Linked DNA regions of Homo sapiens: regions 2 and 3 are each linked to region 1. Evidence: chromatin contacts called from ENCODE Hi-C or POLR2A ChIA-PET data. All regions are on one chromosome and are shown on one strand. Each heading gives the region's core, a stretch centred on a gene start or an enhancer-like site at or near the end of the contact. The rest is flanking DNA. Distances are from core to core; before and after follow the strand shown. Region 1 has its middle 26 kb from the start of CCNE1. Region 2 has its middle 88 kb from the start of URI1. Region 3 overlaps URI1 (URI1 prefoldin like chaperone).

Region 1 (4,056 bases), core at 710-3,209:
CCTGCTCCATGGATGGATGGATGGATGGATGGATGGATGGACGGACGCACGGATGGACGGACAGACAGACGGATGGATTGATGGACGAACGGACGGATGGATGGATTCTTACATTTATAGCCACTTTCTTACATTTTCATGCCCAGGAGACTATAGACTATCTTCTACTTGCAAAAGACCAAAAGATTGCATAAGATTAGAAAGCGAGACATTAACAGAAATTAATCAAGCCCCTGTCCAGGTTCTAGTCCTTTTTTGAGCAAAGGTGCCATACACCACGGAATCCCAGTTCCTGGCGGGGTTACCGGGGGCATGGCATCCAACAGCCCAGTCTGCAATGCACCATTAGACACACAGACAAATCCATCCCCTCTACTTTGGGGCAGCACTGTGATGAACCATCCTTGGGATACTGTCCCTTTTTTAAAAGGAAAAAAATCCAAAGTTAGTATGTTCCAGCAGTCACAGCCTGAGTCATCCATCCAGAAAGCTCTCTGTGCTCCTCTTGCTAAGCCCCTGAGTTATCTCTTGTTATAGACAAGTAATGAACATCCAAGCTCTGTAAGATGGTTACTTGGTCTGAAGCATTCCCTCCTTCTTAAAAAAAAAAAGTTTTATTTATTTTATTTTTTACATCTCTTATTATTTATTTATTTATTTTTTGGTAGAGATGGGCTCTCACTATGTGGCCCAGGCTGGTCTTGAACTCCTGGCCTCAAATGATCCTCCTGCCTCAGCCTCCCAAAGTGCTGGGATTACAGGTATGAGCCACCATACCCAGTCAGAAGGGTTGCCTTTGAAGTTCTGCATCTTCCATCCCTCTTCTAAGCTGTAGGGGATTCGCCCCAGCATTCAGGGCTAATGTAGAGGCTGCACGTTGGGGCCTGCAGGTCAGGTGGGTTGTGCTGGGGCTGCCGAGTCATTTCAAAACACTTGAGGCAATATTGAAAACCTGGAAAGTTCACATTCAGATACAGCTCCCCAGCTCTGGGCAGCCCTGCAGGCAGGGCATGTGGTCTGCAATATACCAGAATCCTCACCACCTCTACCACACCCTACGCTAAGGTCTCAGACTCCATTGCTGTTTACCTTCACAAACGCACTGCACATCTTCTTGGAGTAGACAAATATTTCTTGTAACTGTGACTATCAAAAGTGAGAAAACAGCTTTGAGTGCAGTGGCCCACATCTGTAATCCCAGCACTTTGGGAGGCTGATGCAGGAGGATCACTTAAGGACAGGAGTTCAAGACCAGCCTGGACAACATAGTGAGACACTGTCTCTACAAAAAAATTAAAAATTAGCCGGGCATGATGACTCATATCTGTAATCCCAGCACTTTGGTAGGCCGAGGAGGGCGGATCATTAGAGCCCAGGAGTTCGAGACCAGCCTAGGTGACATAGCAAGACCCCGTGTCTTTAAAAAACAAAACAAAAGTGAGAAAACTGTGTAGATCAAGAAGGTGGAGTGTTTCAAGAAGAATGGCAGAGAGGGAACATTTCTTCTAGAAATGCAGACTACTTGAGCATGTTTAATATTCAATACAAAGATGTCTTGGTGTCCAAAGACATCTTCTTTTATGGGCCTGGCTCCCATAGGCACCTGAGTTTGAGATTCCTGGATTTATAGGAGTCTCGGCTCTGACCCCAAGGTCCTGTGGGGCTTTCAGCTTGTCCCTTACTTACTATGGGCCTCAATTTCCTCATCTGCCCAATGAACACCATCTCTACTAAAAATACAAAAATTATCTGGGCATGGTGGTGCGTGCCTATAATCCAGCAACTCAGGAGGCTGAGGCAGGAGAATCACTTGAACCCAGGAAGTCAGAGGTTGCAGTGAGCTGAGATCTCACCACTGTACTCTAGCCTGGCGACAGAGTGAGACTCTGTCTCAAAAAAAAAAGTTGCTTTCTGTTTCTCTTCCAACTCTTGTCTTCCAGGTGGTGATGGAAGACTAGTTTGGGGATGTTTTCAGGTTTGCAATCATACTTCAGGGAACTCCCCTGCTTCCTGTCATGCAAAGGAGCTTTCATTTCTCTAGATGTCAGGGTGGGTGGGTGTGAGAGAGACAGTGGGCAGGACCAAAGTCAAACTAGCAAGCAGGTGGGCGAGAAGCTGCCAGGGGCAGAGAGAAGCCCGCAGCCTCCACCCCACACCTTACTTCTATTCCCTAGGCCTCCTGGTGATCCCTGAGGTGACCTTTGGCCCTCAGTCCCTCTAAGGCACATCAAGGCCGGAGGTGAGGCAGGTGTGATTCCAGGGCCGCTGCCGGGAAATAGTTCCCCCACACCCATCAAAGCCTGGTGCCTGAAAGGTAACTGGTTGTCTGGTGGCTCTGGAGAGAGAGATCCAAGGTGGGAAGGCGCTCAGGCCTCCCAAAAAAGCTTCCAGCACTGAGGCGGACTTTGCTCTTCCTTGAAGGGAACCCTGCACTGTGCTCCCGGGAAACCCCCTCTCTGATTCCACCACTGTGATGGAGAAAACTGAGGCTGCAGAAGAAAAATTGCAGCTGCAGAAGATGAGTGTACAGATCCCAGGAGTGATTTTTCCACACTGTTCATCTCCGTGCTATCCAGGGCAGCTGAAAAGGATGGCTCATCTGCGGCTTGAGATAGATGCAGACGTCAATAAGGAATTCACGGAAACACAAAAGGCGGGCTGGGTGGCTTTTATTAATTATATTTCTTCTATCTTCAAAACAATAACACATCAGTAATCTACGTTGAATGAGCCCAATTGATGCCAATGATTTCTTTTTTTCTTTCTCCTTTTTTTTTTTTTTTTTTTTGTGAGACAGGTTCTTGGTCTGTCGTCAAGGCTGGAGTGCAGTGGCACGATCTCAGCTCACTGCAACCTCCACCTCCCGGGTTCAAGTGATTCTCATGTCTCAGCCTCCTGAGTAGCTGGGATTACAGGCACCCGCCACCACACCCAGCTAATTTTTGTATTGTTAGTAGAGACAGGGTTTCACCATGTTGGCCAGGCTGGTCTCGAACTCCTGACCTCAGGTGATTCACCTGCCTCAGCCTCCCAAAGTGCAGGGATTACAGGCGTGAGCCACCATGTCCAGCAGTGATGCCAATGATTTTATCCTTTTGTTTCTGTTGGAGGGAAAAAAGAAAAAAGGTCTGTCTGCCCAAGCTAGTCAGCCCTCGCATGAGCCTGGAGATCAGCAAAGCCCTAGAAGCCCTTACCAGGGCCCCCTCACTGCCATTTTTGCATCCTGGCTCTCCCTGGCAATGCCCACAGCAGTCCTGCCTGGCAGTGCCCATCTGCTGTGTCCCCAGCCACCGTCCCCTCTCCTGCGTTCTTCTTTGCTATAGTCCCACGTAGAGGAGTTCTGACCTCAGTATTGAGTCCTCTCTTTGGGTGGAGGTAGAGGCAGGGTATGTGTGTATTGGGGGTCTGGGGGGCAGTGTTTAGAAACTGAGGACCCCTCTTGGTGCACCTCAAATCACATTCCTCACCTAACGGTTATTTCTGAAGAAAGAAAAGAAATAATCGGTTCTAGATTGCTTTCTTCCTACAATCCTTATCTATTATCATTAGATTTCACTGTTTGGCACACATTAGAAAAGGGTATGTGTACGGTGGGGCACACAGCAACGGCTGAAAGACTCACAGATTATTTGCCCGCTTCTGTCATCACTCTCCACCCCCAGATCCTAGGGTGAACTGTCAGGGATGGCATCGAACAGTTTCCAAACTTAAATGTGCTAAACCTCAGTATCCTTTCCTCCTCCTCCTCCGTGCCACCCCAGAACAGGCGGTGGCTGCACATCTGGCCCAGGAAAGAGGCACTGAGAAAAGCATTCAGGCAATATACAAATGAGAGAGACAGGTGCATACACCTGACATTTGTTATTATTTGGATACAAACGTCATTAGCATGTGAGCTTCAAACAGCCGCTAAAGTCTGGGCTCTGTGCAGCCTCCGCACCTAGATTTCACCAAAAGGCGCTTTCAGAATGGGGTTGGGATGACCTTTCCTGGACCCACTTCACCAGGTAGCCCTGGTTTGTGAAAATGACCTAGATAAGGCTGGGCGCAGTGGCT
Region 2 (4,056 bases), core at 798-3,297, 190 kb after region 1:
ACATATCAATAGCTCATGCCATTTTGTTAGTCATTTTTTATATGTCATGTCTTTTTTGTTCCTCTGTTCCTCCTTGGTTACCTTTTTTTGTGTATGTTAAATAAATCTTTTAGTATAAACTTTGAATTCCTTTACAAAAAGAAACTGTACTTTTTTTTTTTTTAAACCCACAAATTTATTTCTTACATTTGTGGAAACTGGGAAGTCAAGGTTAGCAGCTGATTTGGTTCCTGCCGAGGGCTCTCTTCCTGGGCTGCAGATGGCCTCCTGTGTCCTCACATAGTAGAAGAGAGCTTTACTCTTTTTTATGAGTTATTTTATAGTGGTTGCTCTAGAGTTTATAGGATGCATTGTAACATTATAACCTGCGTCAGAATAATACTAACTTAATTCTGGCAGACTTTGCTTCAGCATAGCTCTAGTCTCTTTTTCCTTTGTCCTATTATTGTAATATATTTTATAACAGTACAGGTTTATTATTTATAACTATATGGGTTCATTATTTTTCCATGCAATTATCTTTTAAGTAAGAGAAGAAAACTTAAAAAGAGTATTTTTTCTATTTTTTACATTTGCCTACATAATTACTTTTACTGGTACTTTAATTTTTTATGTGGATTCAAGTTACCATCTGGTGGTGTTTCCTTTCAGCCTGAAGTACTTGCTTTAGCATATCTTGTAAAAAAAATTTTGGTGGCAACAAATTCTCTTTGTCTATCTGGGAAGATCTTTATTTTTGTCCTCTTTTTTGAAGGATAGTTTTACTGGATTTAGAATTCTTGTTTGACAGTAGAGTATGTTATACCACTTAATTCTGGCCTTCATTGTTTCTTTTGAGAAGTCAGCTGCTAATTTTACTGGGGTTCCCCTGTGCATGATAAGTCCATTTTTCTCTTGCTGCTTTCAAGATTTTGATGTGTATCGGTGTGGATATTTTAATGTTTATTCTACTTGGATTTTATTGAGATACTTGGATATACAGATTTATACTTCTTACTAAATTTGGAATGTTTTCAGACATTAAAAACTTCTATGACTCTTCAAAAGATGTCAAAACTTGTATGGCCCTCACTATTCTTTTCTTCTGGGATTCCCATTATGCATATGTTGGTATTGATTGTAACCCACAGATTTCCTACTTGGTTCATTTTTCATTCTCACTTCTGTTCTTCAGATTGTGTAATTTGTATTGATTTATCTTTGAGTTCACTGATTCTTCCTTCTGCATTCAAGTTTGCTGTTGTCCCTCTAATGAAGCTTTCACTTTAGTTACTTTTCAACTCCAGAATTTCCATTTTTTAAAAAATGTTGATCTCTTTATTAAGTGTTCTCTGATTAGTCATTGTTTTCATGCTTTGATTAAACACGGTTTTCTTTTGTTCTTTGAAGATGTATTTTTATTGGCTGCTTTGAAGTCTGTCTGTTAAGTCCAACATTTGGGAACCCTTGGAAATAGCTTCTGTTTATACTGAGTATTTTTTTTTTTATACTAGATAAGCCATACTTTCCTGTTTAAAACTGGACATTTTAAATAATACATTGTAACAGCATTTATTTCTGATACTCTCCTGCCAGGGGTTATTGTCCCTTTTTTTGTTTGTTTTATGACTTGGCCAAGATTAATAATGAGTTTTTCTCTACAGCGTGTGGCCTCTGATGTCTCTCCTCAGTTATGTTTGACTACTTATGGGTCACCTTGGATCAATATATCTTAGTGATCAGCTGGTGACTGGTCAGAGATTGTACTTAGGCATCTTGTTTTGGTAAGACTTTCATCCTTTGTCAAAGTCTCTGTTTTGTTTGAGGAACACACTGAAAATTTATGCAGTTTACGAGTCTTCCCTGGGGGTATGTATATAGTTAGAGCCTTCTCTGGTCTCTCAGCATGTTCATACCCTAATATGCCCATTACCTTTCAAAATGTAAGCTTATCAAGGACTATGATTGTCTCACTTCCTGATTGTTTCTGTTAAATCTCCAGGCAGAAAATTTTTTTCTTCTGATCTCTTTTTTGGCCCAGCTATAGTATTTCAGCTTCAGGTCATCTATGATGTATGTGGACCTCTCCTATGTTTGGCACTGAAATTGCTATATTTAACAAAGCCCCTGGGCGTTGGGTTTTTCCACGTTGTTTCAGATTGAGTCAGCTCCCTACAGTATAAATGCTTCTGGTTTTACAAGCTGTCCCACCCTGTTAGAACTATTGTCTGAAGGAGCTGGGGTGAGGGAGAGTGGTCACAATGCCACATACTGTCATCATTTTTACCCAACTTTCAGTAGTTTTCTTGAATAAACACTTCTCCATTTGTCCTATGTTTTGGTCAATACTCAGAGGTGAAAAGTAGTTGTTTTTGATAATTTTGTCTAATTTTTTTAAAAGTCTGTTTTTTAAGAGCAATTTTAGATTCACAGCAGTACTGAGCAGAAGGTACAGAGATTTTCCATATATCCCATGCTCCCACACCTGCATAGCCTCCCCTATCATCAACATCCCCACCAGAGTGATACATTTGTTACAATAGTTGAATATCCATTGCCACAGTAGTTGAATATCCATTGCCACATCATCACCCGAAGTTGATAGTTTGTATTAGAATTCACTCTTGGTGGACATTCAGTTGCTTTGGATAAATATATAAGAACACATATCCACCATTATAGTTGCTGAGTAGTCTCACTGCCCTAAAAATCCTCTGTGCTGTGCCTATTCATCCGTCCCTATGCCCCAATACCTGGTAATCACTGATTTTTAAAATTGTCTCCATAGTTTTGCTTTCTCTGGGATGTCATGTAGTCGGAATCACATAATGTTTAGCTTTTTAAGATTGGCTTCGTTCTCCTTTGAGTTTCCATAATGTCTTTTCATGGTTTGATAGATCTGAAAATAATATTCCATTGTCGGGATGTACCGCAGTTCATCCATTCACCTACTGAAGGACATCTTGGTTGCTTTCAAGTTTTGGCAAGTACAAGTAAAACTGCTATAAACATCAGTGTGTGGCTTTTTGTGTGGACATACGTTTTCAGCTTCTTTGGGTAAATACCAAGTGGTATGATTGACAGATCATATGGTAAGACTATGTTTTGTAAGAAACTGCCAAACCGTCTTCCAATCTAGCTGTACTATTTTGCATTCCCACCAGCAATGAATGAAAGTTCCTGTTGCTCCACATTCTAGCCAATATTTGGTGGTGTCACTGTTCTGGATTTTGGCTATTCTAATAGGTGTGTAGTGGTAACTCATTGTCATTTTAATTAGCATTTACCTGATAAAACATGATATGGATCATCTTTTCAGATGCTTATTTGCCATCTGTGTGTCTTCTGGTGAGGTGTCTGTTAAGGACTTTGGCCCCTTTTTTAGTCAGGTTGTTTTCTTATTGTGTTCAATTTAATACTTATTTGTGTATTTCAGATAACAATCCTTTGTCAGAAATGCCTTTTGCAAATATTTTCTCCCAGTCTGTGGTTTGTCTTTATATTCTCTTGACAGTGTCTTTCACACAGCAGAAATTTTAATGAAGTCCAGCTTATCAGTTTATTCTTTCATGAATCATGCCTTTGCTGTCATATCTAAAAGGCCATTGCTAAATCCAAAGTCATCTAGATTTTTCTCCTATATTCTAGAGTTTTGTAGTTTTGCATTTTATATTTAGGTCTGTGACCAGTTTTGAGTTAGTTTTTGTGAAGGGTGTATGGTCTGTGTCTAGATTTGTTTTGCATATGATGTCAGGTTGCTCCAGCACTATTTGTTGCAGACTTTCTGCTCCATTCCATTGCCGTTCCTCCTTTGCCAAAGATCAGTTGACTGTATTTATGTAGCTCTGTTTCTGAGCTGTCTGTTTCATTTCATTGACCTGTTTCTCTCTTATCAATACCATACTGTCTCGATTGCTGTAGCTTTGTAGTAAGTCTTGAAGTCTGAAAATGTCAGTTAACTTTGTTCTCCTCCCATATTGTGTTGGGTATTCTGGGTCTTTTACCTCTCCATGTAAACTTTAGAATCAGTTTATTGGTATCTACAAAATAATTTGCTGGGATTATGAATGGGATTGC
Region 3 (4,056 bases), core at 1,065-3,564, 130 kb after region 1:
ATTTCAGATTCAGAAATGTAGGTCACAATTTCTTATCTGCAGTTCGGAAGCCTGAAAAGCACTGAAAACACAGTTATTCTTAAGTTTATGGCATATTCATTGTTGACAAAACTGGAACTTATATGGGTGAGGCATTTATTACATTTTGAATATTCATATGTTTCATTGCAAATGTTATGTTTACTACATGGCCCTACCTCATGGAGCTTTCAGCCAGAACAGTTAGAGTTCCTGGATCTCTAGTTCAAGTCACCCCCAAAACCCTCCAAACATGTAAACGTCTTCATTCTTAGAAGTATTACTGAATGTATGTGTCACCACTCTTAAAATATTTCCAATAGGAGAAAACTGTAATAGAATACTTAAGATAGTGAGTAATGATTACTGAAAGAAAAAAAGAGCCCAGTTTGTAGGTAAAGCCAACAAGGGAGGGAGATGTATAGTGCCAGAGCACGTTAGACATAGTCCGATATTTGTGTAAAACGAGACTAGATTGGCATACAGGAAAAAATGCTTAGAAGCCTGTGTAGGAGGAATCTGGCTAAAACATAAAGGTAAAGATTAAGGAGACTTTTGATTCCATCTTAGCTAACATTTTAAATAAGAACATGTAAGTGTTTTCAGAAGTGGCTCCATATAATTGGACTTAGCTTTCATTAGCAGTTTTGCTTTGCAGCATATTTGGAACATAATTTGTTTAAAATTGAAATGGTTTTCTTTACTTTTATGGTGGTTGATTTATTTATTTATTTATTTATTTTTGGGGACAGGGTCTCTGTCTGTCTCCCAGGCTGGAGTGCAGTGGTGTGATCTCGGCTCACTGCAACCTCCACCTCCTTGGTTCAAGCAATTCAAGCTACCTGAGTAGCTGGAATTACAGGCATGCACCACCACACCTGGCTAATTTTTGTATTTTTGGTAGAGACGGGGTTTCACCATGTTGGCTAGGCTGGTCTGAACTCCTGGCATCATGTGATCTACTGGCCTGGGCCTCAAAGTGCTAAGATTACAGGCGTGAGCCACTCTGCTCAGGCTATGGTGGTTTTTATACAGCAACACTCAGTTTATTACAGTTTATCCCAGTGCTTATTGCATTTTTTTCTGTTAGGAACCTGTAGTCAATTCCTCCCTTATTTGCAAAGGGGTTTACTTAAAAGATTTGTAATTTTTGTAAATTTTGTTGAAAGTACACTATTTGTATACTTTGGTAATGATATTTATACATCTACTTGACAAATCTATCTTTTAAGAAATTATTTTCAGCTTTTAAGTAACTGTCACATAACATGTATGTCCAGTATCCATTGGCTTCAGCTCCCACTGATACTATTTTCTTTTTGACTCAGCAGCTTTAAAACCAAAATAGTAAGATCTGTCTTGAAGCCACAGTCTAGCAGGAGAAGCAAACTATATAAATTTAGACAGCTCTGATTAGCACAGTTCCCAAACTGTTATATTATGCATTAACCCATACAGGAAGAATTTAAAATTGCAGTATGGTGAGACAAGTTTTAGAAGTGAAGCATTTTTGAGAAAAGTATCAAAGATGAAGAAGTACTCTTGACCTTTTAGGCTTTCTGTTCCAGTCTAGTTTTAGTGTGGCATTGTATTTAACTTGCCTTAGAAACTCATAGGTTTATGCCCTCTTGTGGTCTGTCACCAATATAAATAGCACAAATGAAAATTTTAAGTACTGGAGATCTTACTGCATGTTACTGCTCTCCTTTATAAAATAATTTTTAAAAAGCAGCTTCTGAGGAACAACAGCTAAGAAATTATTATTCCTGTCTTCCATATAATGTGTGGAGCTTAAAAGTTACCAAATGTTATTTTAACCCTTGGTAACAAAATGTATGTGTATGTTAGGTGGACACTAATGAACAGAAAAATATTTTTGGATGGGCTGTCCATCATTGTCCTTCTAGGTGTCTAACCCTATTAATTTATAAGTGTCTTAAAAATATGATGAGGTGTGATAGTAATTGTAGGGCTAGCACATTACCCTTCTACCTTCACCTAAACATACACAGATATACTAGTAAATGATGCTTGGGAAATGTGTTTATACTTGTTTCATCTGAAAGGGTCAGGAGCTGTAGGAGGCATTGGAAGAAATAAGGATTATAATGTTAGTGAATTGGTGAACTTAAGCTTACAGAATTTGCTTTTACTGACATGATTGGCAAGGTCTTATTTGTGAGTGTGGGACTGAGGAACTAACTAGTGGAGGAGAAACAGCAATAGCAGTCAGTGTTTTAAGACTGCAGCTGTAACCAGTGTTTTTCTGCTGTTATCCAGTAAGCCGCATGATGGTTGGAAGCAGGCCAGTATAGGGACTGTGCACTTTAGGATTAGATAGAATCCCTGATAGAAAGACTTGGTTTTAAAACTGGTCTCATCTCTTACCAGTTCCTGGACAGTTGTGTAATATTAAGTAAGTTACTTCATCTCTGAATACAGGTTTCCTCTCCAAATAAAGATTTAAACCGCCTCCATTGAACTCTTTGCAGTTCGTTTTGTCACATGCAGTGTTGGCATATACTCCTGTTGTTATTGCTCATAGGTTAAAGACAGTTTTGTGTTGCAAAGAATGGATACCATATGACTTTGTAGCCACTGGGTTGTTGGTAAAGACTCCTAAATAGTGGTAAATCAGCTCATAGTTCTTTTTCTTTACTGTGGACTTACTGCTGTACTTCTATGTAGGTACATACTTTATTATAAATTCTTGAGTGTAAACGAGGTCATTATGTTAAAGAATTTACTAGTTCAGGTATTTTAAAGTTGAAGCCTAGTAACTATTTTTAAGAAAAATGAAAATAATACAATAAGTTTTTTTTCTTTAGGGGCACTATTTGCATGTTTTGGCAGGTTTAAAAAATAAACAAAAACTAGTTTTGTTCTTCCATTGTGGTCTTACTTTTGTGGAGGACAACAAAGTAATGAAATGTTTTTGTTTCTTTTGCTGTGTTTTTCAAGTGTTGCTTGTAGAACAAGGCTCGCTGCCTTATGGTTACTTTTAAAATTTAATACTTAAAGTAATTAATCTGAGTCCCCTTTCAGGAGAAATAAGATTATTTAGAATAATTTAACTTAAGGGAAAAATATTTGTTTTTATAACACCTTCTAAAATTTCTAAGTTGTAGAAATTTACTAATTTTTTCTTTTTTTTTTTTTTTTTTTTTTTTGAGATGGAGTCTCCTTCTGTTGTCCAGGCTGGAGTGCAGTGGCGCGATCTCGGCTCACTGCAAGCTCTGCCTCCCAGGTTCATGCCATTCTCCTACCTCAGCCTCCCGAGTAGCCAGGACTACAGGCACCTGCCACCATGCCCGGCCATTTTTTTGTATTTTTAGTAGAGATGGGGTTTCACTGTGTTAGCCAGGATGGTCTCGATCTCCTGACCTCGTGATCCACCCACCTCAGCCTCCCAAAGTGCTGGGATTACAGGCGTGAGCCACCGCGTCTGACCAAAATTTACTAATTTTTTCTTTTGAATAACTTGCTGTGAAATAGAAGACAACTAAAAAAAAAACCCTCTAAATATAATAGAACTGCTTGGGCTTAAATCTTTTCTGCAAGTAGGTGGACCATAAATCATATAAACAAAGATAACCTAGACATGCCATCAGAAGGCTAGTCTATATATTTTTATATCTACCTCTTTCATCTTTCCCCTTATTTCTGATTTCCCAAATGTCACTTCTTTAGTTTACATTTGGATAGTGCTTATTTGAAGTCTCTGATATTCTACACACTATATGTAACTAATAAAGACTTTAAAATGTAAGGCAGCATTTTGGTAGTGAAAATTTCTCTTGTACATTGTGAAATGGATTTTGTTGTTCGTCTATCTTCCTAGGGAGACTGTTTAAGGGAAGTAAAAGGAACAGGGCAAGAATGGCCGGAACGAAGTGGAGGGTAGACTATGGGGAGTGATGGCAAGAACACATGCCATTCTACCAGTGACTTGTTTCTTAAACATAAAAAGCATATGTGCCAAATTTGCATATTTACTAATTAAAAAGGCTTCCTGGAAACATTAGGTAGACTATCTTC

What was found. Hi-C counts contacts between places; a loop is a spot of excess contacts on that map. ChIA-PET counts read pairs that join two places held with the same protein, here RNA polymerase II (POLR2A). Pooled maps may share reads with other maps.
Region 2: a pooled map shows a loop between it and region 1 (5-fold over the local background). The contact joins two enhancer-like sites. A Hi-C loop is called at or near these places in 4 of 37 single-sample maps with no recorded cell type and 3 of 50 pooled maps. POLR2A ChIA-PET finds 5 or more read pairs at or near these places in 3 of 52 experiments (A549, activated B cell and activated CD4-positive, alpha-beta T cell).
Region 3: a pooled map shows a loop between it and region 1 (2.0-fold over the local background). The contact joins two enhancer-like sites. A Hi-C loop is called at or near these places in 2 of 50 pooled maps. POLR2A ChIA-PET finds 5 or more read pairs at or near these places in 4 of 52 experiments (K562, Panc1, RWPE1 and 1 more).

What each region holds. Positions count from the first base shown.
Region 1 is chr19:29,835,657-29,839,712 of GRCh38, forward strand. No RefSeq gene overlaps it. Among named protein-coding and RNA genes, the nearest start is that of CCNE1, 26 kb to the left of the region's middle. RefSeq lists an enhancer at 1,791-2,070. Within about 2 kb of position 1,960, at least 3 of the 41 ENCODE cell types and tissues checked have a DNase peak (open chromatin) inside an H3K27ac peak, as active enhancers do.
Region 2 is chr19:30,028,269-30,032,324 of GRCh38, forward strand. No RefSeq gene overlaps it. Among named protein-coding and RNA genes, the nearest start is that of URI1, 88 kb to the left of the region's middle. RefSeq lists enhancers at 2,035-2,084, 2,150-2,649. Within about 2 kb of position 2,048, at least 3 of the 41 ENCODE cell types and tissues checked have a DNase peak (open chromatin) inside an H3K27ac peak, as active enhancers do.
Region 3 is chr19:29,965,402-29,969,457 of GRCh38, forward strand. All of the region lies in intron 1 of URI1 (URI1 prefoldin like chaperone), which reads left to right. Among named protein-coding and RNA genes, the nearest start is that of URI1, 25 kb to the left of the region's middle. RefSeq lists an enhancer at 1,378-1,647. Within about 2 kb of position 2,315, at least 3 of the 41 ENCODE cell types and tissues checked have a DNase peak (open chromatin) inside an H3K27ac peak, as active enhancers do.